Linked DNA regions of Mus musculus: all the other regions are linked to region 1. A link is a loop called in an ENCODE intact Hi-C map of the cell type or tissue named here. Cell type or tissue: left cerebral cortex. All regions are shown on one strand. Each heading gives the region's core, and the rest is flanking DNA. Links, peaks and the distances in the headings are about the cores only. Region 1 overlaps Nupl2 (nucleoporin like 2). Region 2 has its middle 3.6 kb from the start of Nos3. Region 3 has its middle 40 kb from the start of Gm33476. Region 4 holds the start of Tomm7 (translocase of outer mitochondrial membrane 7). Region 5 holds the start of Atg9b (autophagy related 9B). Region 6 holds the start of Kcnh2 (potassium voltage-gated channel, subfamily H (eag-related), member 2). Region 7 overlaps Atg9b (autophagy related 9B).

Region 1 (4,452 bases), core at 322-4,321:
ACCTGAATAAGAGAGTGGTGGTGGTGAGCCAGAGGTGAGGGGTGAGGCCCAGCAGCGCTCCTGGAATCTGACCCTGACTTCTGGGCTGGGCTGGGCCACGCCTGCTGTCTCAACAGGAGAGACTTAGGCTCTCCATGAGAGGCTTGGAAGAACTTGGCAGTCATAGGGATCATGGGAAAAACCAAATGGAAAGAAAGGAGTCTTCTAAAGAGATGCCATCTCTATGGCTCCTTGAGAGTTCCGACAGGCTTTATGAAGAAGCAGGATTCTTGGTGGGGAAGAGGAGGAAAGGCAAGGCAGCAGCCAGGGCTCCAATGGAGGGCAGCGTGGGACCCTCCTGGCCACAAGGTAGCACTGAGGGCATCCTGAGGGTTTACAGAGGGAATCCATAAAGCAGGGCCTCTCCTTAGTTGACTGAATTAAAACTGTGTAGATCCTGATTTTATTATTCTTTCTTGAGAATAAATAATATAAACTAAAAGAATTACATTATGGCTTTCAGTCTCTGAATCATTTAGCTGGGATACTTGAATACTTTAAAAAAGATCAAATTCTAGCTGTGCCTAAGTTTGGAATAAATTTATTTAGCATGGCCTAGTTTTAGACAGTAGAAATTTTATATTTTAAAAACACATACAAGTACAGGGTTGCATCCATAGCCTAGTGGCAGGGCTCTTGCCTAGCATGTATGCTGGTCTGGGTTCCATCCTCACCAAAAAACAGCCAACAAGTCAAGCACGTTTCCCAGTTACCTGAAATATTGGGTTTCTTTCTCACTGGCGAGTAAACAGAAAACATCCACTGTCCCGACGACTCCCAAACTTCTACGTCCTTAACAATTCCTTCCCTGGAAAAAGAAGAAAAGAAAGAAAAATGAGAGTAATGGATATTTTACTTGCTCATTAAAATTTGTTACTTATGAAGTTAAGTGACTAAAAATTTAAATTCTAGTAAATACATAAGTTTACATATTTTTAATTTTCTTTTCTTTTTTTGTTTTTGTTTTGTTTTTTGAGACAGGGTTTCTTTCTGTAGCCCTGGCTGTCCTGGAACTCACTCTGTAGGCCAGGCTGGCTTCAATTCAGAGCTCCTCCTGCCTCTGCCTCCGAAGTGCCAGATTAAAGGCGTGTGCCACCACCATCTTCTTTTCTGAAGACTCTTTTCTACCTCAGAAGTTCACAGAACTATGAATGACAACCTGAGCATGGTGGAACACAGCTGCAGTCCTAGCACCTGGGTGATTGAGGAGAATTTTGAGGCCAGGCAGGTAACACAGTGAGTTTAAGGTCAATCTGGGCTGTACACTGTTTCCAAAACAACAAACACCTTGTATTTTGTAGTTACAAATAATAAAGAATAATTAATAGTGCTATCTTTTTAATTAATAGAAAAACTAATCCATATACTTAAGAATTATCATAAATATAATATTTTTTAAAGAACTAAATACAATGCACAGTATTTTTAACTGGAAACAATAAAAAGTACCACTACCAGTTATAGAGAATCATTAAAATTTAAGAGTGGGTTATAGGACTTCAGATATATTTTACTTAAATTTTCTACTTTGTAATATAGGAAACAGGTCCATGTACTTAAAACATATACTTTTAAATAATTTATTTTTAGCTTTATGTGCCTTGGTGTATGTCTGTGTGAGGGTGTTGAATCCCTTGGAACTGGAGTTACCAAAAGTTGTGAGCTGCTGTGTGGGTACTGGAAATTGAACTCAGGTCCCCTGGAAAGACAGCCAATGTTCTTAACTGCTAAGCCACCTCTCCAGCCTTCAGATCTGTGCACTTAACAGCAAATCTGAACAAAGTTATACATTTGACTCTAAATTAATGTTTCTTTCATATCGAATGTGACCATTAACTACTAAAGTGATAGGTATCACAAAGGATGCTATTACACTTAGGATCACAATAGAACTTTGCCTTGTTACACACACACACACACACACACACACACACACACACACATACACACACACACACACACACAATTGATGCTTGAAGATTTAGGCACAGTCCTCAGCATTTCAGAAACAAATGGCTGGTGAAGTGACAACACTCTGGAGACAGAGAGGCAGTGAGACCTGAGTTACAAACCAGCCTGGACTACATAGGGAGACCCTGCTTTCAAATAAAACAAAGCCTGCTTGTCCCCTTAAAAAAAATACACCCCAAACTAACCTAAAAATTCACTCTTTATGGAACTTCAAATAGGGAAACTGAAATAAAGGTTTTACAAAGAAAAATATGTGATATTATCAGTACCCTTGAGGATAGCGATTGTTCTGAGTTACCCGATACTCTGTAAAGAGCACAGAGCACACCGACTTTAGTTTAAGCAAGACTGACCTTTGAAATATGCTAGTACAGCAGGAAGTGGACCAGAGCAGACAAACCTAAGAACGCACACTAAGTGATGAGGTCTGAGAAGCTCACAGTGTGAACAGACTGGCTGAGCCACAGGGCCACGGGTGACTTCTTTTTCTTGTTTTGCTTACTGAAAACACTGTAATTGCTTCTGGAAAAGCTAAGCAATTGATTTTCTACAACACTTTTAACTCACAGAAGTTTCTTTTCATCTTTCTGCTCATCAGAGAGAGGTGAAGCAAAAGGGTTTTGAGATGACCCAAAGCCTCTGCTGGTAGAAGCCCCAGAATCAAAAGAGCCGAATGGTGGTTTGTCCTGATCTCTGCTGCCACCCCATGGTGTGGACTTGGGGAAGCTGGAAGGCTGGATGACGTTGGAGTACCTCTGGCTGCTGGCATTCCACCCTCGACGGTTATTCCCTAAAATAATCAAGAAAACAAACAATCAGAAAATTGGTAAATTTTTCCAATCTTGAAGATCTCTATTACATTTTATGTTATTATGTCTTGACATTATACACAGTGCTATTTTCTACTAGTTTTAAATGACAATCCCTTTATGAGTTATAGTTTGTTATATGTTATAACAAGTCACATAATGTTCTCTTTATATTAAAAAATGAGATCAAGGCCAGGTGTGTTGGTGTAAGAATTTAATCACAGCACTGTGGAGGGAGAGACAGGCAGGTCTCTAAGTTCCAGGTCAGTCAGAACTATATAGTGAGGCCTCATCTCAAAAAGCAAATAAAAACCCCAAAACCCAAGCTGACAAAAAGCAACAACAAAGTGAGATCAATGTGATCATAGAAATATAAAGACATATCGGTGAGTTCAGTGTTAAGCCTATTAAATTGACCATGAGGGAATAAATAAAAAATACTCTAAACATCTCTAAAAGCTTTGCGGTGAGCCCAGCTCGGTCAAGGCCCTCATTTGACCTATCATTGGATGTGTGTGTATGCTTCTGCACTGGGCCATAGAGACAATGAATGAAAGAGAACAATGAATAAACTGGATAATAAAAAGGGTTAAATTTTACTTTCTGTCCTTAAATAGGTATTTAAAAAGTGTTTGCCTCTGTCTTTACTTTGTGGACACAATGCCCACAACCTATCCTTCATATAGAGATCGCAGAGCTTACTAATAGGTAAAGTATAGCGTAGATTTCTAACAACTCATAAAATAATAATAATAAGCCAATAGGACTTGTTTCAGGTTTTGATACTGTTTTTAATCTTATCACTTCCTAGTTTATGCTAGGATAAAGGTAATTTATCTTAGGATTTAGAAAATATATCACTTAATATATACTAAAAACAGACTGATAGAGTACTCCTCTGGCTGAAATAGACATGCCTTTAGTACACAGCTTTAATCTCAGACATCGAAAGTAAAGTTAGTCTGTAGAAGGAAGCAGCTATGTTTGAAAGTGGTATCTAATTGAGTGCCAGACAAAGTGACAAATCAGAGAAAAATTTGACAGAATAGGATATGCCCAGCTCTCACAGGAGGAGGAACAGGAAGCTACGTAAGATGGAGCAGAGCAGAGGGAAAGAGAGAGGTATTTAAGGCCCAAATGTGGGCCTTAAAATTACAAAGCATTCTTTTTCTTTCTTTTCATTCTAAAGTTTTATTTGTATTTTTCCCCTAATTATCTATCTACTGAACATTTACTTGCAAATTACTACATTTAAAGTAGGTTTCCAGAGACCAAATGGCAAACATTCCTCTCAGCAGTCCCTGGGAGTATACCAGTATCTATCGGAACCTGACTCCTAATTTGGAGTCTTTCACTAGAAGCATTGTAGATGATACAATCTGTCTCCTCCACGAAAAGACTGGAAATATGAAACCAGCATGAACACAGGGGCTGGAGGAGCCTTAAAGAGAAGGGGAAAGAGAAGCACCCACTGACAACGTCACGAACTAGGTTCCACTGGGCAGTGGTAGCACATGACTTTAATTTCAGCACTCAGGAGGCAGAGGCAGGTGGATCTCTGTGAGTTCAAGGCCAGCCTGGTCTACAAAGAGTTTTTCAGGACAGCTAGGGCTGTTACACAGAGAAAGCCGAT
Region 2 (4,452 bases), core at 124-4,123, 190 kb before region 1:
TTCCACCTGGTTATCATGTCCAGCTATAACTTTGACTCTTTGACAGCCAAGGACGCTTTCTGTTAAGTAAGCTGTGACTGGCCTCAGTGTCAAGATTCTAACCAGTATCATATACTGACGCCTTTGGGGTACCATTGGCCATAGCCTCCATACAGATCTTCCAACCCCTGGGTCTCCCCACCATCTGGTTCTCACCACTGCTAGGTTCTTCTCAAGGTCGGTCTCATACTTTGTCTTTACTTGAAACCTTTAGATAAAGCTACAGAGGGCCAAGGCCAGTCTGACACACTGGCCTGTCCAGTCTCCCAGCTCACTGCTCCCAGGATACTCTGGCTTTCTCAAACAGTTTCAGGCTTTTGTGCCTTCAGGCCTCTGTTTATATTATCCCTCATCCTTGCTTTTCCTCTCAGACCAGAGAAAATCTTCCTACTCTTCCTGGGCCAGCCATAGCCTTGAGATGGCATCCCATCTGCCTCTCAGAGAGCTACCTTTTGCTGCAGGGAAGGTGGCTGACATCTAGATGTGTTCTGTGGCATGTGCCTGGTGTTCAGTCCAAGGCTCTGTTCCCAGAGGCTTTGGACAGAAGCCTGGGAAGGTCTGTGGATTCATTCTGGGTTCCCTGGTGTGCAGGCTGAGCTGCTCTGAACTCATGATGTCTGAGGCCTTCTCAGCTGCTCTGACTTTCCTATATGTCAGACTTGTATCTTGTTCTAGATTCTTCCTCTACCTCTGTTGCTTCTTTTCCTGGCCTCTCAGGCATTGCAGTAATTCTCTGAAACTTCCAATGCCCTGGTGTCTGCTTCCTAGAAATTCTGACCATTATACAGCCCCAGGGGACTTCTGCCTTCCGTAGCACAACATCTGTTTCCTTGGAATTGTAGGTTTTATTTGTTTGTTTGTTTATATTTCATGTGTAAGAGTGTTGGCACATATATGTTTGTGCACCACATATGTGCAATACCTCGAGGAAGGCCAGAAGAGGGCCTTGGGTCATCTGGATCTGGTTGCAAGCTACTATGTAGGTGCTGAGAACTGATCCTGGGTTCTCTGTAACAAGCACTTTAAACCACTGAGCCATCTCTCCGGCCCTCAGGTTGTGGACTCTAGGCAGCTTGCTCTGTGTGAAGAGTCCCTTCTGTTGCTTGGGATCCCTGCTGGGTTTAGCCAACCCCTGCAGAATAAGTGTTTCCAATTTCAGTTTTGTTGCAAATGTGTGTAGCTGTCGGGCACCCAGGGATGTGTTTTGGAAGCCAAGGCAAGGGTAAGATGGCTGGGTGAAGGCACAGGTTTAAGAGGGAGCGCTGTTCAGCTACAAGAGTAGATGTGGAGTAGATGTTCTCTGTTTGGGGCAGAACATACCAAGGAAAAGAAAAATGGAGGAAAAGAAAAAACATCCCCAAAAGTCAGAGGCAGAACCTGATTCTCCCCTCCCTAGGATGTGGTTTGTCCCTTTCTTCCTGGCCATCAGAGCTTGTGTGTCTGCCATTTGCCTGCAGCCCTGTGGAACCCTAATGCTTGACATCTTAGTGACCGGCTGCTTATATGGGCAATTCTATTGTATTTATTTAATAACTGCACTTTAAAGAGTAATATCTGAAAATTTTGTAGGTTTTAGGGCTGTAGCTCCTTGAAAGGAACTCCCAGATTTAAGTTGTAGGGCCTCAGTTGGATGAGGCTTTCCTGATGAGCTGGGTAGGAGCCCAGCTCCTCCATCCCTGTTGGTGGCAGTGATAGCGGGAAGATTAACCCAGATCTCCATCATCATTGATGCTGGTAGACAGAGTGATAGCTTTTATGGGTGAGTATGGGCCCCTTCCTTGGGTCTCTGGTGCCTCCTGTACTTCTTGCACCACCCCCTAGACTCCAATCTTGCATTTTAGCTCAGACCCCAGATGTTTGTGCAAGTCTGAGAGGGGAGTGATCCATGTGATCTTGGGGCGTCTATTTCAGGAAAAGAAGGCCCCAGGTTCAGGGTGGAAGGGCTCTAGTGTGTAAGGAGGATGGTGGGAGGTGGGAGCAGAAGGCTCTGACTACTTCTAGCCCAACCCTAAGTTGTTCAGTGTGAGCTGGAAGTGCCCCACCCTCCCCACTATGAGCAACTTCCTTCCTGCTTGCTGGCAAAGACTGGGTGGGGAGCAGAGGGAAAAGGAGGGAAGGGAGGAGGGTCTGCCAGCCTGGAGGCCTCTCTCATACTCAGGATGTAACTCACGCTGTGTGGGGGGCGGGGGGGGGTCTGCTCTGCTTCGAGATTTCACGGTGGGGCTAGGCCTTCAGGAGGATGTTGGGATATGAGCCAAGGAGATGCAGGTGCTAACTGCAGGCAAGGAAGGGGTTTTTGCTGTTTTGAAAAGGGCTGCGTTGTTGGCCTTGGGCGCCCTCTAGCTGCCGTTGTGATTCCTAACATAGCCACATGAGGGAAGCAGAGAGCCAAAGAGAAATGATCTGTGCCAGTAAGACTGGGGTTGGACTTGAAACAGCCAGTGACAGACCAGCCTTGGGTCTCTGACTTACTGCTGTGTCCACAATGGCCTTCTGAAGTGACTCACTTGGCCAAAGCTCCTGCTGGTGAGTCTATCTGCAGCCCATTCCCAGAGGAAGTGAGTAAGGGTCCCTCTGAGAATAAATCTCTCCCTGACTTCCTTGCACAAATCCTTACAGGGCCTGGCAAGCCACAGCTAGGAGTGTGGAGCACAGATACCACGACTCCTGTTAGAGAAGGCAGTTTCTACAGCCCAGGGAGCCAGGGAATAGACCTTAACTCGGAACTGCCCCTAGCCTACTGGTAGGCTCCCTAGGGCAGGGCCTGGTGAGTTTCTTGTTCTCACCCAATATGCTCTGGAACCATATCTGTCTATTGGCTCTCAGCCTCATGGGAAAGTCTTGTGGCACAGAGCCTCTTGGAATCCTCTGTACATGTCCTGACAGTAGCCACTAGCTTGGGGGCTCCTGGGATCCATTTTATAGAGACAATACTTGTGTTTAGAAGTGCTCCACTATCGTGGCCCAATCATTGTCTGAGGAACCTGCTCCCTTCCTTTCTTTTTGGGGACAGGGTTTTACTTTGTACCTACAGGTTAGCTACAGCACAGGCTGGCCTTGAACTTGAGATTTTTTTGTTTGTTGTTTGTTTGTTTTTCAAGACAGAGTTTCCCTGGATGTCCTGGAACTCACTTTGTAGACCAGGCTGGCCTCAAACTCAGAAATCCGCCTGCCTCTGCCTCCCAAGTGCTGGGATTAAAGGTGTGCGCCACCACTGCCCGGCTGGACTTGAGATCTTTTTGCCTCTGTTTCTAGAGTGCTGTGTTACAGGTATGTGCCACCAGTCTCAGCTAAGATTCTACACTAACAACCAGGATCTCAGAACAAAAATTTGGTGGTGGTGGTGAAAGACAAAAGTGTATGTGTGCACAAAAGTAAGTATATATGTGTGTTTGCATGTGTGTATGTATATATTTATGTGTGTATATATGTGTATGCATGTGTGTGTGTATGCATATGTGTGTGTATGTTTGTGTGTGTGAGAGAGAGGCTGTAATATACATGCAAGCACATATGTGTGCCCATGACCGGTGAGTATATCCTTGGGCTCTCCAAAACTTATTTGAACCCAAACCCATTGCTGAGGATGTGAATGTGAATTTTTACCATCCACAGGGACCTGAACATGCTCTTCATTCTTGGTACCTGGTGTGAGAATGAGTGTTTGGGGCCAGGCTGAGATCTCCTGAGTGATGACAGGCAGGATCTCTGTCTCAGGTTTTGGGGACCCTGCATGGAACTCTATCACTTGCCAGTGCAAGGCTCCAGGATCCACCCAGACCTGGGCTAGACAGCTGTCAAGGACATGTTCAGCTCTGCACTGTCTCCCGTACTCTTTCCCCCAGTCCCTCAGGCTGGCCCAGTTTTCTGGTGTGGTTGCTGTGGTGCTGGGTCCCTTGGGAACCAGGATTTTAAGTATCAAGTATGCCAAGCATGGAAATTCCGTAGCAACCAGCCCTGGAGATCAGCTGGGAGGTGCGGTGCGTCCTAGGCTTCCTGGGTGCCCAGGGGAGGGACTGAACCTCCTTTCCACACTAAGGAGAGAGGAACATTACTTAGAGGCCCTGCAGGTGAAAAGACAGGGGCATTGTGACCACAGACACGGAGGAATTCTGATCATTCTGAAACTGTTGTCTCAGTTTTTAGAGGAAAGGTGTATTTTGGCATACGGTGTTAAAGGTTCCAATCCATCATTAGTTAGTTGGTTGCTTTATGCTGGTGGCCGGATAGCAAATCCCAGATCTGATGAACGAAGCTGCACACTTCATGAGTGGCTGAGAGACAGGGTACTGTGGTGTTTCCATCCTGTCCTTCCAAGTAGACTCCCACTTATACAGTCCTGATGCTTGCTGCTGCTGAGGCTTAGGTCTTCCTCTGATTCCCATTTTGAGCTTGGGTTTCCCGAACCCAGAC
Region 3 (4,452 bases), core at 151-4,150, 93 kb before region 1:
TTTTTTTTCTTTTTAGATAGGAGCTCAGTAGATAGCCTGTGTTGGGCTTAAACTCCTGCCTTAGTCTGAGTGTTGGGATCACAGGGCATGTGCCAGCACACTTGGCTGTCTCTATCTTTAAACAATTATTTTTATATGTATTTGACTTGCATGTGTGTTACCTGCATGTATGGGTGTACACATACATGTGCCTGGTGCCGTGGGAGGTCACAAGAGTGGGTACTGTGTCCCCTGGAACTTGAGTTACTTGAGGCATTCTTGAGCCTTGTGGGTGCTAGGAACGGAACCTGTGTCCTTCTGCAAGAGCAGCAAGTGCTCTTAACTACCTAGCCATCTCATTACCCCATCTTTATGTAGACTTCTTTTGTATACGTGTCTCTGTGTCCTGTTGGAAGAAAAGAGGGAAAAGAGGGAGGAAGGGAGGGGGAAAGGGATAACAGATGAGGAAGGAGAAGAGATCTGAGGGAGGAGTTGCTGCAGTCGTGGGTGGCCCCCAGGAGGCCTGGCAGGCCAGGCCACTGTAGGAGCAATTTATAGCCAAGAAGTAATTGAACAGATTCATATTTGACCACAAGCCCAGACAGAGTCCCGGATTCTTGCTGCTTGAGAAGCTCATTAAAAAAGAGGAATGAGAATAAGGCAGCAGACCGGGGGACGGGGCTTTATCCAGAGCAGGGGACTTTTCTAAAGCCCAACGTCGAGGGAGTCCAGCATTTCACCCTGTGAACTGCAGTAAGTGAGCTTCTGGGCTGTTTCCAGACGTGCCCACCGGGTAGAGACTCCGCCCACCTCCTCCCCCTGTCAGCCGCAGAATCTGTCTTATCCTGTCTCAGGTTTGACTCACTTATCTTGACTGTGAAACCATTTAGAGGAGCCAATCCCAGCCTCCTGTTTGAACCAGAGACCCACCCCCCTGCCGCTGCCCAGTGAGTCCCCACGCCCACCCAGACCCTCCCACAGAGCGTTAAGTAGCTGTAATTGGTGGCCATTGCTGGATGTTTGAATCACTTATACTAATTAGCCCTGGGGATTCTATCCTCATCAATGGGGTGAGAAGGACGCTGTCTGGACATCCCACATTCTGAGCAGGACACAAGGGAGCAGTTCCAGCGTTCGGGTTTTGTTATGAGGTAGCCTGGGATCACTGCCCCCCTCCAATCTCTTGGAGCAGGAAGAGAGTTCACCGATGTGAGGGAAGAGGTCACTGCATGTCCTAATTCCTCTCTCCATGGCTAGGCGTGGAGGGTTCTCTCGGCAATGACCCTGCTAGAGTACGGATGAGGAAGGTCCTAAACCCTGGAACTTGCAGGGTCATGAAGCCTACCTGGTCTTGAGAATTGGAGACTGTCTTGTCAGAAAATTGAATCAACTGGAGATGGAAGGCTGGGAGGTGAGCTTAGCTCTGCTCCTTTTCAATGGGAAGGCTGGTCCCTGTCCAATGATGGGAGACTCGAGGGGACGGTCTGTCCTGTACGTCTTGCACACACCTACTATGGATTCGATTGTGTCTGTAAGCCCATGCTTCCTACCTGCCTACCTTCTATGCCCCCTCCCCCACCACGTAGGCTAGTTTGAGATGTTTCTAACAAGGAAGAGATAAAAGGAAAAGAACCTATAGACTTTAAAAATCTCATGAACTCAAATCAGTGCTTTTCCTTGTTATCAAGACACATATTTGCATTTTCCTGTTCTTTTGACTCATAATTGAGCCAGGGCCGGAGTGGGGTGCTCCTAGCAGAAGAGAACCTCTAGAAGAGACACAGAGTGCAGGAAGGCCAGCAGGAAACTGTCTGCGTTTTAACCCTGGATTCTCCCCGTGTCCTGTCTGGGCCTTAAGTTGGAAGCTTTGGTTGTGGTAGGAGCTGCAGAAGTTGGGCTCACAGGCTCCATCTACTGTCCAGTTGGCATTGGTGCAGGGAAGGCATGCTGAGAAGTGAAAGCAGAGCGTGGTCCAGTGGTCCAGGGTGAGGATGTGAGCAGCCTGAGCTCACTTTCTTCCTAAGAAACAACACAGATCCCTGCATTTGCGTATAATGGCATGTGGAGACGCAGGTCATGCTTTTCTGGTAAAAACTGTCGGGAGTGGGGTTGGGGAGGGCTGGAGAGATGGCTCAGCAGTTAAGAACACTGACTGCTCTACCAGAGATCCTGAGTTCAATTCCCAGCAACCACATGGTGGCTCACAACCATCTGCAATGAAATCTGATTCCCTCTTCTGGTGTGTCTGAAGATAGCTACAGTGTACTCACATACAAACAAAACAAAACAAAACAAAACAAAACAAAACAAAACAAAAAACTGTCTGGGGCTGGGAAGGTGGTCGGGTGGGTAAAAATGCTTGCACACAACTGTGAGGATGTGAATTTGGATCTCCAGAACACACACACACACACACACACACACACACACACACACACACACACACACACACTTCTGTCGTCCCAGCAGTCCTGTGACAAGATGGTTAATTCCTGGAATCTTACAGCCAGCTAACTGTGCTCTGACTTGCGCATGTACACTCACGCACAGGTATGCATACACATATACAGATTAATAAAACATATAAGCCATGTCTGATACATATTTATAGATGAATGTAAACTTTATACTTAAAATAGTACTTCATTAATCTGTCTACTTGGTCTTTGTTAGTTTTAATAATGTAACAATATCTGGGCTGCTTAGATTTTTCTTTTGCAGAACTGGGTCTTGCTATGTACCTGGACTTGTCTGGAACTTACTATATACCTCAGGCTGACCTTGAATTTGCTACAGTTTTGCTGCCTCTACAGCTCTGCTGTGGGAATTCCAGGCGTCTGCGGGCCTGTTGGGCTGCATGCTCTCGAGTTAGTCTCCAACTCTCAAGTAAAGGAACTGCAGAGTTGGTGCTGCATGGCCCCACAGTGATTATGCATCTATCACCTTCAAACAGCACACAGAAAAAGACATCACAGACAAAAACCTGAACTGGCTTTACTTTTATTTACTTGTTTGGATGTATATATTAAAAAAGACTGAGGCAGAGGCAGGCGGAGTTCTGAGTTCAAGGCCAGCCTGGTCTACAGAGTGAGTTCCAGGACAGCCAGGGCTATACAGAGAAACCCTGTCTTGAAAAAAAAAATCAGCCAACACTCACCCAATTTGTGTGCCCTTTGCTTCATTCTTACAAGTGTGTCATTTACAGTGAAGGAAAAGCCCCTATTTCTCTAAAATTCACATCCTGAGACCATCACCACTACAGTGACAGCATTGGAAGGACCTTGGCGTGACTCGGTCATAAGGAGTCTTCACAAACAGAATTGGCATCCTTATAAAGCAGACGCTAGAGCGCTTTCCTGACATTTTCTTGTCCACAGGAGACACAGCCAGAAGGAAGACAGAGAGCCAGGGCGCAGGCTCTTCCCAGACTCTGAATCCACTGGTACCTTGGCCTTGTGACTTCCAGAACCCTGAAGAATAAATGAAATGCATTTCTGTCGTTTATGAATTGCTCAGTGTGTTGGAGAGGGTTTTCTATAGGAATGGAGCTGATATCTTGCATATATGGTAGAAAGGGGATTTCTTACATTGGCTTATACCATAGAAGCTGGCTATTAGCTACTTTTCACTTGCTCAGACAAAACACCATGGCTTTAGCAGCTTACAAAGGAGTTTGGCTTGGGTGAGGGTCAGGGGACTCTATAATGGCAACAGGTATCGGGAGCAGGGAGCTGAGAGATCACCCATGGGTCCCAAACCCAAAGCAGAGAGAGTGAACAGGCAGTAGATGAAGCCTCAAGCTCTCAAAGGCCACCCCAGTGATGATGTACCTCCTCCACCAAGGCCGCATCCCCAAATCCCTCAAACAGCAATGACAACTGGGGACCAATTTCTCAAATGTCACGTACTCTGGGGCACTTCTCATCCAGACCCCTGCAGCAGCCAACAATGGCTGTGTGCACAGTGGAGAAGTAGATAGCCCAGAGCCTGCACAGTGGCAAAGATTCTTTGGTTGTCCCAATCTGGGACTGAAGATTCCTGGAGGGTTGCTGGTCTTCAGGCCGCTCTGAAGGTTGAAGAAGCTGGATGTGGGCCAAGTACAGTGGCCTCAAAGAGGCCCACTCACCAGTGAAGGACCACAGGTTTTCCTCTGGTCTCTTCACGTTGGACTGCATCACCCATGATGAATGAAGTTCTTCTCTCCTCAACTAATCCTTTCTGGAAATGCCCCGTAGACCACCCAGGGAGATCTGTCTCAGTTGATTCTGGATCCTGCCAAAGTGACAATAAGATTAATTATCACAACTGGTGTGGGGTATAGCTGGGGTACAATGTCAAAACCAGAAGATATACATTAGTACAGACTTCAGAAGTCATGTAAATTTCATCTCCCTTTCTCCCTCTTCCTCTCTCCATTTTCCTCTCCTTATTCTCTCTTGTTCTATCTCCTCTTCCAGTTTTAGGCTTTTTTTT
Region 4 (4,452 bases), core at 242-4,241, 320 kb after region 1:
AAGAGACACATACAGAGAAACAAATACACCACACATAGACACCACTCACTACAAGGACACAAATAACACCTCATAGACAGACACACCACACACCTCACAGGATGACAGACACACACATACACCACACAGACACATACACACACATCATACCTCCCAAACAGGCAGACACACACACACCACACACCTCACAGACAGACACACAGACACACACACACCACAGACACACAAATACGTATACCACATACCTCAGAGATAGACAGACAGAAATACATACACACACACACACACACCACAGACACACACAAGTACATACACACACATCATTCCTCACAGACAGACAGACACACACACACACCACACACACATCATACACATACATACACACACACACCACCGACACACACACACAGACAGAGACACACCACACAGTCATGCAGACACAGACACATATACATATACAGCACACAGCATGCACACACACAACACACACAGAGACACACACACACACCACACATATACACCACACAGATGCACACAAACACACACATACACACCACACAATAATAATAATAATAATAATAAACAGTTTTACAAAGAAGTGACTGAAAGATGGCTAAGGTGAGTAAGAGCTGAGTGCCCCTGATTCTCTGGCCTTTGTGTTCCTATTAGGATCTTTGCTGAATATGTTAGTTTGTTTTGTTATTGTTGGTGGTGGTGTTGTTTTGGTTTTTTGAGACAGGGTTTCTCTGTGTAGCCCTGGCTGTCCTGGAACTCACTCTGTAGACCAGGCTGGCCTTGAATTCAGAAATCTGCCTGCCTCTGTCTCCCAAGTGCTGGGATTAAAGGTGTGTGCCACCACGCCCAGCTCTATTGTGTATTTCTTTCTTTTCTTTCTTCTCCTTCTCTTCTTCTTCTTCTTCTTCTTCTTCTTCTTCTTCTTCTTCTTCTTCTTCTTCTTCTTCTCCTCCTCCTCCTCCTCCTCCTCCTCCTCCTCCTCCTCCTTCTCCTCCTCCTCCTTCTCCTCCTCTTCCTTCTTCTTCCTCTTCTTCCTTCTTCTTCCTCTTCTTCTTTTCTTCTTTCTTCTTCTCTCTTTCTTTCTTTCTTTCTTTCTTTCTCTTTTCTTTCTTTCTTTCTTTCTTTCTCTTTCTTTCTTTTCTTTCTTTCTTTCTTTCTTTCTTTCTTTCTTTCTTTCTTTCTTTCTTTCTTTCTTTCTTCTTTCTTCTTTTTCTTCCAGAGCAGAGGACCGAACCCAGGGACTTGCACTTGCTAGGCAAGCACTCTACCACTGAGCTAAATCCCCAACCCCTCTATTGTGTATTTCTAAACAGAGTATTTTGAGAAACAAGATGCATAAAAATTTCTGTTCTCATTTGGCTCATTTACATCACTGCATTTTAGGATCAGAGCACTGCTTTCCTAGTAACCATGGTGAACTAATTAGATGCTTTGCTATGGGATCAGCCAATTCACAAGTTTCTTATTTCAAGTCAATTGCAGAATTCGACTAAAATCTTGGCACTTCTGATCCTAGAGTCGCATTTTCTACACCTATGTTCTTTATTGTTGGTTTTTTTTTTTCATTGCATTGTATTAATAAAAATGTATTCTTTGAGGATGAATGCAGTGGGGCAGGAGAGAAAGACAGAATTAAGGAGACATGGGAAGTGAAAGGTGTCCCGTCTGGCTGAAGAATCCCACCAGCCGAGCAAAGACTCCCCTGACATTTAACAGCATTTGCTGTTACGGGGCAGTACTCCTTTTATACAGAACTATTTTCAACTAAGAATATTGAAACAGTGACCACACTCAAGGCTTAAGCATATCTGACTTTACTCCTTCCCAGATGTAAACTGCAGTTTTCTGGGACTCTCACACACAAAAGTCTATAACTTCCTTTATAGTAAAAATGTAGCTTAACTCCCATGAACCCCTTGTGCCCAGTGATCTCATTAAGTTCCTTGGCAGTCCTTGAGATGTAAGTCTAGAAGCCAGAAGTGTCAAAGAAAAACAGACAAATAAACCCAGATTTCACGCGAACTTCCCAGATTTGAAAATGTTGTTAAATGAAAAACAGAGAACGGGTGCAAAGTAGAAGGAAACCTGGAAGAGTGCCCGGTGACGTCCGGTTTTAGCAGCCATAGAAGAAACTGATTCTGGGATAGTAAGGAACTTAGCCAAGATAACAGAACAGTATATAAAATAACATTCCTTCTTTCTCAAAGATCATCGCTGGGATGTGTGCTTTAAAACTCTGGAAAGATGCTGGAAAAAAATAAAGGTAGTTGTAGATAAAAAAGTAGGCCTCAAGTGAGCGCGTCTGGCAATCTTCAGCAAACAGCGCGCATTGAATCCCAGCACTCGAGACGCTGATGCAGTAGCAGCTCCATGGGTTCAAGGGCAGCAAAGTCTTAAACAGGGAGCCCCTATCTGGAAAGACAATTCCCGCCCCGCCCCTCCAGGAAAAGCCGGATTCGTCCCAACAATAAAACAACAAAAACGAGGCGGGAGCAGTGAACCCGCAAGGCGGAGCTAGGTTGCTGGAAGGCGACGGATTACGGCCTCTGTCGGCGATGCCTCACGACTCCTGCCGTAAAGGCCCCACGTGGCGCATGCGCAGCTCCTCTCCCTTCCGGGATCCGGACACGGTGGTGGTTGTTGGGCTCCTCGTTCCGCTGGTCCGTCGTCGCCATGGTGAAGCTGAGCAAAGAAGCCAAACAGAGGCTGCAGCAGCTCTTCAAGGGCGGCCAGTTTGCCATCCGCTGGGGCTTTATTCCTCTCGTGATTTACCTGGGTCAGTGATTGAAGAACTTGGGAGGAGCCGCAGGGCAGGGGTTGGTGGGGTCTGAGTCTCCTTTTTTGCCATCCGGGGCTAGGAAATTAAACCCGGCCTCCGCGTTGTCCACGATTTCCGAGGCTGTCTGCCCGGGCTCGAAAAACCATCTTCCAGTTCCTTTTAGCTATTTGAGTAGTGTTTAACCAGTCACACAATCCCTTATATTCCCTACTTAAATCTGTAAAATAAAAGCAAGACCTTTCAAGATTGGTTTTAGGTTTATATGACCCCTAAAGAAAGATTAATCCTCTATTTGACTTTTAGAACGTTTCCCTCCTGTAGGTTAGCCTAAGTGGGAAGACGGTAACCAGGTTAAAACGTCACTGCCTAAAAGCATGATTGTGACCATTGGATGCCTACGCTTTTCTTGTATAATGAAGGATTTCGGTGATTTTTTTTTTTCTCCCGAAAGTTACAGACCCCATTTTGCAGGGAAAGACAGCCATAAAGTTGTACTTTCCTTGCCCAAGTGTCCAGGCAAATATTTTCACCTAGGGCTACACTCTGGAACTGGTTCTGTTCCTGGTTGAGTAGTTTTACAATTTTTTATCTTAATTGCCTTATTCATCCCGTAAGGTAAACAGCAGAGGATTTTAGCTCCAGGTCTCAGAGCTCTAATATGGAATCTGGCGTTTCTCATTAAAGCAGGACCCTCACAAGGTGCTGCTTCTCGTTTGTTTTACATGACTTGCATTATATAAGATAAAATACATTCATTTGTAGTCTTGGCAGAGCCTTTAACTAGGCTGGACATTTCTCCAGGCAGCTGTTGTACCTGTGAGAAGTATGTGAGCTGTGATAACCTGGATATTTTGATAGGACAAGTATTTTTCTTGGTGTTCCTAAGTATTACTGATGAGACAGTGCCTCATGTTGCTCAAGCTGGCCTTGAACTCCTGGTTCTCTTTTTTTTTTTTTCCCTACCTTTCCAGTGTTTGAATTACAGGCCTGCACCGTCACATACAGCTCTTTTCTCCTCTATTTTGAAAGAAAAGAAAATCTCAGACAGTGATATTATATAGGTATCAGATAGATAATTGTGACAGCTTACTTTTTTTGTTTGCTTGGGGTTTTTTGTTTGTTTGTTTTCGAGACAGGGTTTCTCTGTATAGCCCTTGCTGTCCTGGAACTCACTCTGTAGACCAGGCTGGCCTTGAACTCAGAAATCCGCCTGCCTCTGCCTCCCGAGTGCTGGGATTAAAGGCGTGCGCCACCACCCACTGCTGGCTCTACTTTTGTAGGCCGGGTTGTCCATACAGTTCTTTGAGCCCCGCTCCATTTTCATAGTTTGCCTGTAGGTAAGGCTGGGTGAACTCGCAATTCAGCCTCATCTATGGTGTAGTTGGAACTACAGGTGCACTAGGCTCTCCTCTTGAGATACACCTCTGCCCCCACCACCGCCAGATGAGCCCCTTTCATGCAGCCTAGGCTGGCTTGGCTGTAATTTCAAGCTCCTCCTGCCTTCAACTTCTGAACAATGTGTTAAAGTTGTGCACAGCTATGTCCATAGCTAGAAGCTGTAGCTACTTGTCAGAATCTTGGGTCTGAGAACTGGATGCTTCACATTGGTTCCTTTCCTGGGGCTTGTCATGGCATCCAGTAGGGAATTTAAGATTGAT
Region 5 (4,452 bases), core at 199-4,198, 230 kb before region 1:
TTACCAAGAATGGATCAGTTTTTTTTCCCACCCAGGGTACTAGGAATTGAATCTATGGTTCATGTTTGTCAAACAAACAAACACAAACAAACAAAAAGCCTACCACTGAGCCATGTCTCCAGCTCTCCTTCTACTCTTTATTTTTAAAATATAGTAATTTTATTTATTTATTTGTGTGTGTGTGTGGGGGGGGGTGCGAGAAACACACCCATGCCTGAGCACTCCACAGTGAGTTGAGATCAAAGGACAGTTTACAAGAACTGGTTCTCTCCTTCCACACGTGGGTCCCAGGGATTACAAACTCAGGGGATCACGTTGGTGGCACTTCTTTACCCACTGAGTCATATGAATGACCCTTTTACTCTTTATATTTGACACAGGATCTTACAAAGTTTTCCAGGTGGGCCTTGAACTTAGAATGTATAGAATACATTCGGCTGTATACTGGATTTAGACTCACCTTCTTGAGTAAAGGGTACTAGGCTCGGTTCCTGACGATACATCTAGCTCTAAGAATCAAATTCCTATTTGTTTTGTTCACTCAGAACTCACTATGTAGTCCGTGCTGGCTTCAAATTCCTAGCAACTCTCGGGCTTAACGTGGATGCTGTTGAGATTTCACTGTATAGTTGGGCTGACCTGGAGCTCTCTATAGACCAGCCTGGCCTTGAATTCACAGTAGATTCTAGCTAGGACCTACTTTAAAATTTTTTTTTAAATGCACGTATGTGTTTATCTATTTAGTGGGTTTGGGATAGTGGAAGTAAGAGGATAATTATAATTTGCCGAAACTGCATACCTCCTACCATGAGTTTTCAAGTAGAATCCACGTCTTCAGGCTTGGTAGCAAGTGCCTTTAACTGCTAAATCATCTCGCCAGCTCAGGTATCGCTTTTGATTATTTAGAACTATTTCAGCTAATCCTGAAGCACTATCAATAGTAAATGTCTATGGACACCAATTACAGATCTCCAGGTGGATTACCAGAGAGCGAATGCGAGCTGTGAGTGGCGCCCCTTAGTGGGCAGTGGTGACTGGGTGTGGCTGAGTCCTGACCGCAAGTGGATACAGACCTGCGGAGCCTCCTGCTGGCACCACACAGCATCATGAATAATTGAGGCCAATTCCCTGGACAGTGACATTCCACACCCTCCGAGACAGCCTACATCTCCCAGCAAGCCCCGCGCGAGCCCGGAACTACATATCCCGGCGGGCCCCGCGCGATGTCGGACGGTGGTCAATGGCCCACACTCCAAGTTGCTCTTGTGTTTTTACCTGGCGGCAGAGAACGTCTGGAAGCGCAGGGATTGTAGCGACCATCCTGGAACTGGGCCACCCCGGATTCCGAACCGAAATAAGTGCACCAACATGTTGAGGCAATAAGATAGGGGCAGCCAGCAACGGCAATCTCACACTTATCCTACCGAGGGTTCCATGTTCGCTATGGCCCCATCCCGACAACCCCTTCCCATTCTCAGCGATGATTGGAGAAAAGACACATCAGTCTTGCTGCAAGCTGTGATTGGATAAAATGTTGGCTGTAGGCGGGACCGAGCAGAAGCAGCTCTAGCTATTTGCTCAGTGGCCTGAAGTCAGGTGCGGGTCAGAGGTTGTGCGACGTTCATTCTCACATTAGAGGACGTCCTGGCGCTTCTGACCTTGAGCCCTTTCTCTAGAGTTGTTCCAGACAATCTCTATGCTCCCTGGCATCACAGGAAGTGGTGGTTTCGTGAGAAGGAATATGTGAAAACAGACCTGAGAGTTAAAAAAAAAAACTACACACAGACACACACACACACACACACACACACACACCCCTCAACCCAAACCAAACAAAAACATACATGCACGTAACGTGCCACCACTTGAGTCTCTAATCTCCCTATGTGATCCTGCTACTCACAGTTATCGTGAATTATTAGTATGTAGGTCATGAAGTTAATCAAAGTGCAACCTAAGAGCTAACCTTTAGGTTCCTTCTTCATTTGGGTCTGAATCACTGGCCTAAGGTTCCAGCTCAAAAGTGAATAGCTCTTGCAGCAGTTGGGCTAAGCTTATTCTTGCTATAATTGTCTCCCAAAGTACCCCCAAGACCTGCTACATAGCTCTGACTAGCCTGAGACTCTCTTTATAGCCCAGGCTTGTCTTGAACTCACCATCCTTCCTTCCCAGTGTTGGGATTAGAGGCTTGAGTCACTATGCCTTCTGTGTAATTATTATTTTTGTTTTAACTCCTCCACTGGGCTGTGGTTTCTTGGTGGGAGTGGCTCTGACTCATACCCGTTCCCCTCCACGCGAGAAAGGCACGCTATTGTCCACTGTCCACCAGGGGGTGCTGTTTCTAGCTCACATTTACTCTCTGGTAATCCATCTGGACATTTGAACATTGTTATGTTACTAGTATCATTGTCATTTATTGGTGGTGCTTCCGGGACTCAATTTTTCTTGAGCTGAGGGTCGCAAAGTCATGCTCTGGAATGAGCAGAGTGAAACTAGACAGAGCAATGAGCCAGAATTTGCTTGAGTTTGGGGCTGAGGAGATAAGGATGTGTGTAGAGGTAGTCTTAAGCAAGTATATACTATATGTGAGTAATGTCAGAGGGAGGTACCAGCTAAAGCCACACTTAACCTCTCTCTCTCTAGAGGTCTCAGAAAGATCATGGGAATTTCCTGCCACCGGGGTACCCCCCCACGCCCACTTCCTTGGGATTCCATTTTGCCACAAAGCATAGCTTTGCACCTTACCTAGACACAAAAGTATGGGAGTCATGAACTCTTGTTATATAAGAAAATCAGGCAGTCTGGGATAAACCTGTGGGATGTTCCATGGATGTCCTCCACGCTCCTCCAGGAAATGCTCTAGGAAGCACAGTTTTCCTCTCCGCCTCTGAGATACTGGCTTGATCGCTGGAGGCCCTGACACCTGCTCCATAAGTCAATATCTCAGGCATGGGCTTCAGTAGGGCAGTTGGTGACTCATGGCCTTGGGAATGGCGTTGGGCAAGCCATCAGACCAGCCACCTGGGCCTCCTCCTCCCGGGTGAGGCAACAACAAAGAACTCAACTGAGCCAGTCCATCCCCACACACCCAAATTATCCTCTCAAGGCCCCTGCCTTCCTGCGCTGACGTGTCTCAGGAGGCCCCGACACCAGGTCAGGACTGGAGGAGAGTACATCAGGGTTCAAGAGGATAAGGAAGATACAGTGGAACTCTCAAGGAACCAGCCTTTTTTCCTTAAGCTCCAATCTAGGATGGCTAGCACTCCTTCCTTTTACTCCTTGTTTTCTCCTGGCTAACCACAAAGTCTGCCCTCTTTCATTCAGAGAAAGAAAATATACAGCTTTTTTTTTTTTTTTTTTTTTTTAAGATAGGGTCAGATGTTGCCCAGAACAGCTTCAGTCTCCTGATCCCGCTACTCTGTCTCCTCCTAAGTGCTGGGAAATCTGAATGCACCTCCTGTTTGGGCATGTGGCCTTAAATCATTCTCTACTGACTGGTGCCCACAGGTGTGAAGGGATGGGAGTGCAATTGTAGGAACGAGAGCTTCACTATTTTGTCTGCACATGCTAGAGCCCTCTGATAGGATTTTGCTCTCTGTGCATATTATTTTTGTTGCAGCTGCCCTGTCTTTGCCACTTGTGCCCTTGAGGACTGAAAGCAGAGATCATAGGTGTCTCTTCTAATCCCAATAGCTCTTGAGCCCCTGCCTCCTAAACTGGTGTCCGTCCCAGGCATGGGGCTTGGGCCCCAGGTTGCCTTGCAAGGAGTGTGAGTGATCACACAGGTGGCTGAGGGTTGGCATGCCTGAGGCCTGCCCAGCCTGAGTCACCTAGTGCTGTTGTTGTCCTGCTCCTTGTTGAAGTCTCCGCTCAGCTTCACTGACCTCTGTGGAAACAACAGCAGTCCAGTCCCTTCAACCTCTCAAGAGAAGCTGCGGCCTGATGGTGAGACGAACGGGGTGGGGGGGGAGCAGGAGGCAACGGGGGCGGTGGGGAGACTTGGGGCCCAGCTCAGTGCCTCTGCTCCCTATGGCACTGCCACTGCCTGCTTCTCCATGCCGGGGAACTGGGGGAAGGAGGATCTCTGTCTTCTCTCTGTCCCCTGCCCCTCGCACAAGAAGCTGCTCCTCTTCAGTGTTCCCTCCGGCCTCAGGGTCTCCCTGCCTGGTGATTCAGGAGGCAGGGGCTTCTCAGACTCCACACAATGTCTTACCCACCCCGACCACACCCTCAACGCAGGCCCATCCCACAATGATACACACCTCTGCTTCCCCCTCGTGGGGGTCCCACTCCACCCCACCCCTGGCCTCGGCCACTCCCCCTCCCTCCTGCCCGCGCCCCCAGGACCATCCTGGGCTGCGGATGGGCCCTCTGATCCCTGAGCAGGACTATGAACGGCTAGAGGACTGTGACCCTGAGGGGTCTCAAGACTCCCCTATCCATGGGGAGGAC
Region 6 (4,452 bases), core at 320-4,319, 180 kb before region 1:
TGTGCAGGCAGGAGTCTCTGGACTTTTTTAGCATCAGCTGGTGGAGCCACCTCCTTCTCTCCCACCGGCTGCCTCCCTGAGTCACTGCCCACCCACTAGCAAATAAAAAAGAGTGTCACCTCCTGGCCAGGGGCCCTGTTTGGCCTTAGTGTTTTCAGGATTTTGCTCCTGGAGTAAGAGTAAGGTAAGAGTCTGGCTGGCGTGGTCTCATGGCGACCTTTCTTGCGCCGTCCGTCGCCCCCTCTCCCCCATCCAATGAAGGTTCCCGCTGGTGACAAGACCCAGCCCCTTGCTGCAAGGACAGAGGCAGCTGCAAGCCCTCAGGAACCCCCACATGGCCCCATCCATCTAGACAGGCCTCTGATCCGGGTTGCAGGCAGGGGAGGGGATTCAAGGCCGCCTCAACTCCAGCTGCCTGGCTCCTCCCCACAGCAGGCCTGCTCAGCTGTCAACACTCGCCTCTCGGCCTTGCCCTGCCCCAGGCGTCGCTGAGCTGCTCAAATCAAGGACACCTCAGCCGCCCGAAGCCCCCTACTCAGGCCCCAACAGGCGGTGGGCAGGCAGTGGGCAGGCGGCTGGTGGACACCCTGCCTGCCCTTGAGCATCCTCAGACCTCTTTGCCTAAATAAGGGAGCTGCTGCTGGAGCGAGCCAGCTGGCAGGGGGAGGGGCCCAAGGCAAGGCCAGGGTTTTCCGAGGGGGCTGGGCCGCCCGGGCCGCCTCGGGGGGCCCCAAGCCCTCCTATTGGGCCTATGAGGTTCCTTCAGCAGAGGGAGGGAAGGCCTCTAGCTCACGGGGATCCCCTGGCTGGGACCTCGCACTCAAGGAAGGGCCTCGCTTTGCTCTTACAGCTAAAAGGCCGCAACTGCTGTCGGTCTCTTTGTACGTGTCATCCATGGAGAGATTCGAATAACCACCGAGAGGTTATAACTCCCTGGAGACAGGGGAGGCGTGCCTCTCTTACGGCTCACCCACCCTTGTCTCAAAATTTTACAGCTTCCACATTCCCTGTTCTTCCCATTTTCTGGCTGTCCCCTGGTCCTAGGGCGGCTCATCTCAGAGCCTAGGCCTCACTCAACCCCGTCACCCACAGCACATTCCGACATCGAGCTGTGGGTACTCAGCCTGCCCTAGGCGCAGCAGGGAAGCAGGAGATAAAGGGTTGGTCCTGTCCCCATCAAATCGGGTTTCTCAGTCCTGAGTCTGGGAGGGGGCGATATGCCCTTCTCCCTGGTCACCTCCAAACCGACCATCGCACCTGTCCTCACCGTTCCCCTACTTAAAGGTCCCTTCCCCCTCTCGGCGGAGCGCGAGTCCCGGGGGCGCGGTAGCGGAGCGAGGGGTTGGGACTCCGGGAGCGCTCGGCGCGGCTCAGCCAATAAGAAGGGCGGGCGCTCGGGGTGGCGGGGAGAGGGCGGTGCTGCCGGCGCGCGGCGACAGGAGGGGGCCGGGAGGCGGGGGCCGGAGCCGGAGGGGCGCGCGCCGCATTAACCCTTCAGCCGCCGGACCAAGCCGCAGGCGCTGCCCGAGCCGCGGGCGCTGGAGCGGCTGTCGGCGCGGCGGCGGCGGGCAGGCGTGAGCCGGGAGCCCGGCGCTGGAGCGGGCGGAGCGCGGCGCGGGGACGAGGTGCAGCCGGGCCCGTGGCACCACCAGCCCGGGTCGACAGACAGGTGTGCCGGCGCCGCAGCTCCAGCAGCTTCAGGCCCGGCCCAGGGTCCGGAGCCGGCAGCCACTAAGCAGAGCGGGAATCCCGCGCCCTCGGTCCAGTTCCGGCCCCGCCCGCACTCAGCTTGGCCGCGGGGTGCGGAGACCACGGCCCGGCCAGGCCACCCGAAGCCTAGTGCTGGGCCGGGCCGGGCCAGGGTGGGTGGGGGCCCGCCCGGCCCGCCCATGGGCTCAGGATGCCGGTGCGGAGGGGCCACGTCGCGCCGCAGAACACCTTCCTCGACACCATCATCCGCAAGTTTGAGGGCCAGAGTGAGTGGGGGAGGGGGCAAGGCGGGGAGGGGGTCTGGGGGGGTGGGTCCAGTTCTGCTGAGTGTGGCTGGGGGGGCGTGCCCGGGCCGTGTGCAGTGCAAAAATGTGAGTCAGTAGGGGCTGGTGGGCCCTGAGACTTACGCCAGGAGCCAAGGGGACAAGGCTTGGTGCCAGGGACCACTGGCATAGGACCAAGGGGCCTAGTGTTGCAGCTAGGGGTCGGAGAGTGAGTATGACACCAGGAATGTGCAGGAAAGGGAGGTGGGATGAGATGTGTAGGTGTTTCCAACTCTAAATGTCCAGAGTTGATGAGATTGTGTGTGTGTGCTGTCCTAAGACTGTTTATGACCTAAGCTGTTGGTCCCTAAAAGTACACTGCGCGTTCCAGTCTTGGCTGTGTTGTATGTGACAGACTAAAACTAGAGGTGTAGGATTAGTGACCAAATCTGCTCTTGAGTGTGTGACAAGTATATGGTCAAATCCCTGTGTCACTAATGAATTCGAGTCTGCATGGGCCGTGGAGAGGCGTCTCCGGCAAGTCCCCAAGATTGTGGGCCCTGTGCTGAGAGGCTGCTGCACACCTGAAGCTGGCTTTGGGGCGAACAGGCTGGCCATGGAGTTCCAGTGTGGTGGACTTTCCTGCTGGGGATGGTACCCCAAGCCCCTTTGGGTTTGGGTGACTACAACTCCCCTTATTCGGACCTGGCAAGGGAGACTTCCAGAAATGTGTCCTAGGCTAGGTGAATGTTTGGTGTTGGTGTGCCTGTCCTCAAGGCTGCATGTGCCACAGAGTGTGTGACTGCAAAGGGCCCCTGGAGCAGGAGGGTGACATTCCTTGCCTGTGACCCTGTGCACACAGGACAATGTGTGCTTTACTGTGTTGGGAGGGAGGGCTCAGTTGGATGGGCAGCATTGTCCCTAGACAGAGAACAGGATGATCCCGAAGAGGTGGTGCAGGCCTAAGGGCAGGGGGCAGGCCCTTGCTCGGGCTTTCTTTTCCTACCAGTTAGGTAGGCAGGGGCAGAATCTGAGAAGATCTTGGACTGGGTCCTAGAGGCTTGGCTTCTGGCCCCGCCTCTGCCACTGACTGCCAGATGACCTTGAGTGACTCTTCCTACTCAAAGCCTCAGTTTCCACATTTGTGAACAAGGTGATAAACTACAGGGCTTGTGAGGTCTCGCCAGGATCTGTATTTTAGGCCTTCAGTCAAGTGGTGGGGTAGAGTGGGACTTGCCTTCAAAGGAACTTTGTTCTCTTCTCCTAGTCTGGGGGGGGGGGGCTCACTTTTCTCCTGTGGGTGGTGGGTACTCTGGACACCTTAGGCTCAGTAGGAGTGGAGACAGAGTTAGAAGGCCTTTTCATAGGACAAGAAACTCGGACCTGGGGTTGATGCTTGCTTGGGAGTTCCAAAAGGCCTTGGGAACTGACCTAAAGATGACCCAACGCTCAAAAGTAACTTCTTGGAGGGCAGAAGTTGGGAGGCTGGAACCTGGTAGGCTGGCCTTGCTGCAGGGAGCCCTGCTGTAGCCAGCTGCCTGGGGTTTGCAGGACTGTGCAGGGCTGCAGCCTGAAGACTGCATAGCGAGGAGGGAAGGAAACAGGTTCAACTTCAATTGCACACCCCAGCTTTAAAGGCCAAAGTGGACAGACAGAGTTTCTGTTTATAGAAGGTACCTATCCCTCGAACTCTGATACAAAAGTGAGATGCCCTGAGGCTGCCCGACTTGCTGTTCATCCACTTGCCTGGCCTTTAGCTCAAGTGTGGAGTGGATGAGCCAAGTCTAGCTGAAGTGGGTCTATTGGACTCCATTTGATGGGGTCACCAAGGAAAGCTTCATATCCCTAGAGGTGGTAATCTTTCCCAGGTCTGGTTTCCACAAGTGGGCTGGTGTCTTGGCCTGACCTCTGGGTTTGTGAAGCTGCAGGTAGTTTTCCTTCTATAAACAGTTTTCTGTATGACCTTGAACTTGTGCCTGTGACCCCCAGCTGTCCTTCTGCCAGACGAGATTCAAAAGCTGGATTCACTGTGAATGAGCTGCTAGACTGGGGCGTTGAGATGAACTTCTCTTGAGCCCCAGTTTCTTCATCCATAAAATGACTATACTAACAGCTACCTTGCTGCGTTGTCTAAGTCTGCAAGTTCACGCCCTCATCCTCTGGTTTACCTATTCCTCAGCTTCTGGCTGCCTGTGGGTAGGATTCGGAAATCATAGTGGCCGTGATGGGAGGGAGTCTAACGGTATTCGAGGGACTGATTTTCTAGGAAGAGTTCCTTATCAAGAGGAAGAAGCCAGAGGAGCTGGTGCAAAGGGGAGGCTGGCCGCCATCTCCTGTCCTTCCCAGGCTCCCTTTCCAGGCTGTGTTTATCCCTCCGCCGCGGCTGCTGACACGCGTTGCTGACACCCGCCCAGGCCGGCCTTGGTCGCTGGCTCTCTGCCACGCAGCCAGCCGGCGGGCCAGGGGGTAGGGGGCGTGT
Region 7 (4,452 bases), core at 453-4,452, 220 kb before region 1:
AATGTCGTTTGTGAAGTGTGAACTTTGTGGGCATTTCTCAAGGGCTCACTGAGGACCCCTCCTCAGCCCTTCTGTGACCGTTTCCTTTCTGTGGGTTTCCCACCTTTATGTTACCCTCCCTGTCCAACCTCTTGCAGGATCCACGACAGTCCCCTGTTGGTCTTCCTCCTAGTCCTGGCTGCTGGCTTCTGGCTGTTCCAGCTGCTTCGCTCGGTCTGCAACCTCTTCAGCTACTGGGACATCCAGGTGTTTTACAGGGAGGCCCTGCACATTCCCCCAGTAAGCCTGCTTGTGACATTATGGGCACTGGACAGGGCCATTCAGGTGGAAAGACCCACTGAGAGGAACAGAAAGATGGAAGCTGAATGATACCTGCCCAGGGCCTGGAGTACTGTCAGGAGGCAGGTTCAGGCACTTAGCAAGCTTGGATCTGACCTGTGTGAAGCATCCTTCACTCGATGGGTCATGACAGTGACTTACAGTCACATGTGGGTGGTAAAAACAATGGCTGTTTATAGGAAGGGCTGTCACTGGCTTTCTAGATCAGGAGGCATCCTGATTGGTTGAGGAAGGTCAGGCCAGGGTGAAGGGCGGGCTACCCAAGCCTCTGGGCAGGAAGTGAGAAAAACCTGGATGCCTGCAGGCAGTGGAGCTGGGCTTGCTTGCCGGAAATAGAGCCTTCTAGGGCACTTGGAATATAAGCCACTCTCTTGGCCTCTTCATTATCCCCTGGTCATGTTCCTTCTATCTTTGTCCCTAAGATTTTGTTAGGATATTGGTCCACATATCTTCCTTTCCCTTGGATGTTCTGAGCCATTAGAGTAGGGAGGCACCAGGCACAGCCAGTGCTGGGGCAATGGGGCCCATCCTTTGCCTTCCTCTTTTTTTTTTTTTTTTTTTTTTGGTTTTTTCGAGACAGGGTTTCTCTGTGTAGCCCTGGCTGTCCTGGAGCTCACTTTGTAGACCAGGCTGGCCTTGAACTCAGAAATCCACCTGCCTTTGCCTCCCGAGTGCTGGGATTAAAGGTGTGCGCTACCAGGCCCGGTCCTCCAGCAGAGGGGAAGATGCTGGGCAGGGGAGCTGTGGAGGCTGGTCCTGAGGAAATAACTGAACTGGGGAGACTGGGCTAAAGTGAGGCTTGCAGCTCACATGGGTCTCTCCAAATGAAGTATGGGAGCATTCTGTCCCCGCAGACACACACAGGCAGGGTTGTGTGAAAGCTAATCAAGTGATTGTACGAAGTGGCCTTGAGGTGGGGGTGAGCACTGTCGCCGTTCTTAAGTTTCCTCAGGCAGAAAGCAGCGATGTAGATATCTCATTCTTTTATATGTGGGGCTGAAGGGGGGCTCAAAAAAGGAAGCCAGGTCCCAGTCACTTAAGTTCACTTAAGAGTTGTCAGCAAGAAGTGATGAGCAGAATAATTGAGAAGGGGCGAAAGAACGGAGAAGCGCTGTGCTTCTATTAGCAGAAGGTCTAGAAGAAGGCACAACCTAATGATAGGGAGGCAGGCCACCAGGGCTGGAGTTCGCAGGCAGCTCAGCGAGTCGTGGAGGTTGTGCGTCTCTGTGGAGGGGAAGGGATACTGGTCCCTAGGCTTCCCTGTTCCCTCTTCTCAGGAGGAGCTCAGCTCGGTACCCTGGGCCGAGGTGCAGTCTCGCCTCCTGGAACTGCAGAGGAGCGGTGGGCTGTGTGTGCAGCCGCGGCCGCTGACGGAACTGGACGTCCACCACCGCATCCTGCGCTACACCAACTACCAGGTAGCGTTAGCCAACAAGGGTCTGCTGCCTGCCCGCTGCCCGCTGCCCTGGGGGAGCAGCGCCGCCTTCCTCAGCCGCGGCCTGGCGCTCAACGTGGACTTGCTGCTCTTCCGCGGTCCCTTCTCACTCTTCCGCGGGGGCTGGGAGCTTCCCGAAGCCTACAAGCGCAGCGACCTCCGGGGCGTCCTGGCTAACCGCTGGCGGCGCACGGTGCTGCTGCTGGCCGCCGTGAACTTGGCCCTGAGCCCGCTGGTGCTGGCCTGGCAGGTATTGCACGCCTTCTACAGCCACGTGGAGCTGCTGCGGCGCGAGCCCGGAGCCTTCGGGGCGCGCCGCTGGTCCCGCCTGGCCCGCCTGCAGCTTCGCCACTTTAACGAGCTGCCGCACGAGCTGCGTGCGCGCCTGGGCCGCGCCTACCGGCCCGCCGCCGCCTTCCTGCGTGCAGCGGAGCCCCCAGCTCCCCTGCGCGCGCTGCTGGCCCGCCAGCTGGTCTTCTTCTCGGGAGCTCTCTTTGCCGCGCTGCTAGTGCTCACCATCTACGATGAGGACGTGTTGGCCGTGGAGCATGTGCTCACTACCATGACGGCGCTCGGGGTCACAGCCACTGTGGCCAGGTTAGATGGCACATATCTGGGAGGAGATATTGGTGTGTGCCCCTTCTCTGACCTTTCCCTTAGCAAACCTTAGCTGTCACCATCCGTGCGCTTCTGCCCTGCGTCCCACCTGTTGGTCCTCCTAACCACATTTCTCACCCCACAGGTCCTTCATTCCAGAAGAGCAATGCCAGGGGCGTTCCTCCCAGCTTCTGCTGCAGGCAGCCCTGGCGCACATGCATTACCTCCCAGAGGAGCCTGGTGCAACGGGTGCTCGAGCCAGCTCTTACTGGCAGATGGCGCAGCTGCTTCAGTACCGAGCAGTGAGTAACGGAGCCTGCAGGGAGCTATGGAATAGGCTCTATACAAAGGATTAGCCTGGGAGAAGTTGTGGGTCACATGGGCAGGGTGGGAGTGTGTGTCCATGAGGCGGCTTCGGAATGAGTGGTTGGAATCTTCAGACCTTAGAGAGTGTTCCTGGAGGCTCTGGACCCTGATCACTTGTAGGTCCCCATTGCAGCCTTCATCTGGAACATGGGTCCTTTGTATGATCTCTGCTCAGCTTCACCCCTGCTTCCTCAGGTCTCCCTCCTGGAAGAGCTCCTGTCTCCACTCCTGACCCCATTGTTTCTGCTCTTCTGGTTCCGCCCCCGTGCTCTGGAGATTATTGACTTTTTTCATCACTTCACTGTGGATGTGGCTGGTGTAGGGGACATCTGTTCTTTTGCATTAATGGATGTGAAGCGCCACGGGCATCCTCAGGTTAGAGCTCTTCTCTGACCTTAAGAAGTTGTATTGGATGGGCATTTGTTTGCTTCACTAAAGCTTGTCAGGTTTATAGAGCTCTTTGCTGGTACATTATTTTGAAATAAGTTGATAAATGGGAGCAAAGACTGCTCCCCCCACCACCACCACATGAGGGCTAGGTGGTGGAAGAGTGGAGTGTAGGATTGTCTTGTCTTAGGAACTAGGACTGCACAGGGGAGCAAACATTCAAAGCTAGCTGTATCTCAGACCAAATGCCTATGCCTTGCTCCACTGCCCTACTCCTGGATAATCTTTAAAGAGTTCCCATCGCAGCCTTCATCTATGGGGCAGTATTTTTCATCCTGCCTAGCTGAATCTTGGTGTCCCTAATACCAGAAGGACTCCCTTCCTTGCAGTGGCTTTCAGAGGGACAGACAGAGGCCTCACTCTCTCAGCGTGCAGAGGATGGAAAGACCGAACTCTCCTTAATGCGGTTCTCCCTGGCACACCCACAATGGCAGCCACCAGGGCACAGCTCTAAGTTCCTTGGACACCTTCGGGGCCGGGTACAACAAGATGCAGCTGCCTGGGGTGCTCCCTCGACTCGGAGTCCCCCCACCCCAGGAGTGCTCAGTGACTGTACATCCCCTCTGGTAAGTCCCACGCCTGCCTACCCTTTGTTCTTGCCACCCTCCATCTCTCCCTGGCATTTCTAACTTTATGTGTTACCCTGGCAGCCAGGCTCAACCCATCATATCTCTGTCCCTCCTTTGGACTCTCCCCTTATCCTTTTCTCCACCCTTTGGCTCTCTTTTGTTTAGCCAGAAGCCTTCCTTGCCAACCTCTTGGTAAATCCCCGCCCACCCCAGAGGGACCTGAGTCCCACAGCCCCCTGCCCTGCTGCAGCCACAGCCAGCCTCCTTGCCTCTATTTCACGAATGGTCCAGGACCCCAGGTGAGAGGTGGAGGCCTGAGATGCAGGGGAGTCTGGATTGGTGGTGATTCTCTGGGAGAGGGTACTAGGGTGCTGAGGAGTCTTGGAAGGTGAGGGGAAGCCTGGACTGCCTTCCTCTGTGAGGGGGCTGACTCTTAACTGGGTACATCTTGTTTTAGCTGTGTGTCCCCAGGAGGCACAGGGGGCCAGAAGCTGACCCAGCTCCCAGAGCTTGTCTCTGCTGAGATGAGCCTCCACGCTATTTACCTACATCAGGTGTGTAGAGGGACTGTGGGAAGAAGGCGAATGAAGTGAATGCTGGGAATGGGGCAGAATCTAAAAGGTTCTTAGCGGGAACTGTGAGCTCTCTGTTCCTAGCGGAGGAGCTAGGCCTTGCTTCCTGCCCCCACATATGAGGGAG

The links. Peaks named below come from ENCODE experiments on the same cell type or tissue, not always from the same donor. Only the 100,000 strongest peaks of a DNase experiment are listed, where the experiment ranks them.
Region 2: it touches region 1 in a loop (4-fold over the local background); 7 of 42 quality-filtered maps call a loop at or near these places.
Region 3: a loop joins it to region 1, with 6 times the contacts of the local background. A loop is called at or near these places in 3 of 42 quality-filtered maps.
Region 4: a loop joins it to region 1, with 2.9 times the contacts of the local background. A loop is called at or near these places in 7 of 42 quality-filtered maps.
Region 5: it touches region 1 in a loop (4-fold over the local background); 4 of 42 quality-filtered maps call a loop at or near these places.
Region 6: it touches region 1 in a loop (3-fold over the local background); 7 of 42 quality-filtered maps call a loop at or near these places.
Region 7: it touches region 1 in a loop (4-fold over the local background); 4 of 42 quality-filtered maps call a loop at or near these places.

The regions. Positions count from the first base shown.
Region 1 is chr5:24,165,691-24,170,142 of GRCm38, reverse strand. Nupl2 (nucleoporin like 2) reads right to left here. Exons shown (of 7, transcript NM_153092.4): 2 at 2,578-2,800; 3 at 753-847. Among named protein-coding and RNA genes, the nearest start is that of Nupl2, 3.0 kb to the right of the region's middle. In left cerebral cortex, for the core only: a CTCF peak has its summit at 2,715; a DNase peak (open chromatin) is centred at 2,716; H3K4me3 peaks cover 193 bases.
Region 2 is chr5:24,358,969-24,363,420 of GRCm38, reverse strand. No RefSeq gene overlaps it. Among named protein-coding and RNA genes, the nearest start is that of Nos3, 3.6 kb to the left of the region's middle. In left cerebral cortex, for the core only: a CTCF peak has its summit at 2,403 (motif pointing right); a DNase peak (open chromatin) is centred at 2,409.
Region 3 is chr5:24,258,729-24,263,180 of GRCm38, reverse strand. No RefSeq gene overlaps it. Among named protein-coding and RNA genes, the nearest start is that of Gm33476, 40 kb to the left of the region's middle. In left cerebral cortex, for the core only: a CTCF peak has its summit at 1,899 (motif pointing left); DNase peaks (open chromatin) are centred at 836 and 1,887.
Region 4 is chr5:23,842,310-23,846,761 of GRCm38, reverse strand. It overlaps Tomm7 (translocase of outer mitochondrial membrane 7), which reads left to right and starts at 2,617. Exons shown (of 3, transcript NM_025394.3): 1 at 2,617-2,791. The coding sequence starts at 2,689. In left cerebral cortex, for the core only: a CTCF peak has its summit at 2,555; DNase peaks (open chromatin) are centred at 1,435, 2,153, 2,591 and 3,162; H3K4me3 peaks cover 1,996 bases; H3K27ac peaks cover 1,752 bases.
Region 5 is chr5:24,391,407-24,395,858 of GRCm38, reverse strand. It overlaps Atg9b (autophagy related 9B), which reads left to right and starts at 3,716. Exons shown (of 14, transcript NM_001002897.3): 1 at 3,716-4,452. The coding sequence starts at 3,943. Abcb8 (ATP-binding cassette, sub-family B (MDR/TAP), member 8) reads right to left here and starts at 1,703. Exons shown (of 16, transcript NM_029020.3): 1 at 1,276-1,703. The coding sequence starts at 1,370. In left cerebral cortex, for the core only: CTCF peaks have their summits at 1,042 (motif pointing left) and 2,317 (motif pointing right); DNase peaks (open chromatin) are centred at 1,223, 1,498 and 2,312; H3K4me3 peaks cover 1,340 bases; H3K27ac peaks cover 1,695 bases.
Region 6 is chr5:24,348,732-24,353,183 of GRCm38, reverse strand. It overlaps Kcnh2 (potassium voltage-gated channel, subfamily H (eag-related), member 2), which reads left to right and starts at 1,580. Exons shown (of 15, transcript NM_013569.2): 1 at 1,580-1,976. The coding sequence starts at 1,901. In left cerebral cortex, for the core only: no CTCF peak of the experiment used is centred there; DNase peaks (open chromatin) are centred at 493, 1,383 and 2,224; H3K4me3 peaks cover 2,573 bases; H3K27ac peaks cover 1,270 bases.
Region 7 is chr5:24,385,608-24,390,059 of GRCm38, reverse strand. It overlaps Atg9b (autophagy related 9B), which reads left to right. Exons shown (of 14, transcript NM_001002897.3): 5 at 138-279; 6 at 1,617-2,371; 7 at 2,517-2,673; 8 at 2,933-3,112; 9 at 3,514-3,750; 10 at 3,919-4,052; 11 at 4,211-4,307. Among named protein-coding and RNA genes, the nearest start is that of Atg9b, 4.3 kb to the left of the region's middle. In left cerebral cortex, for the core only: a CTCF peak has its summit at 2,639; DNase peaks (open chromatin) are centred at 2,138 and 2,641; H3K4me3 peaks cover 1,032 bases.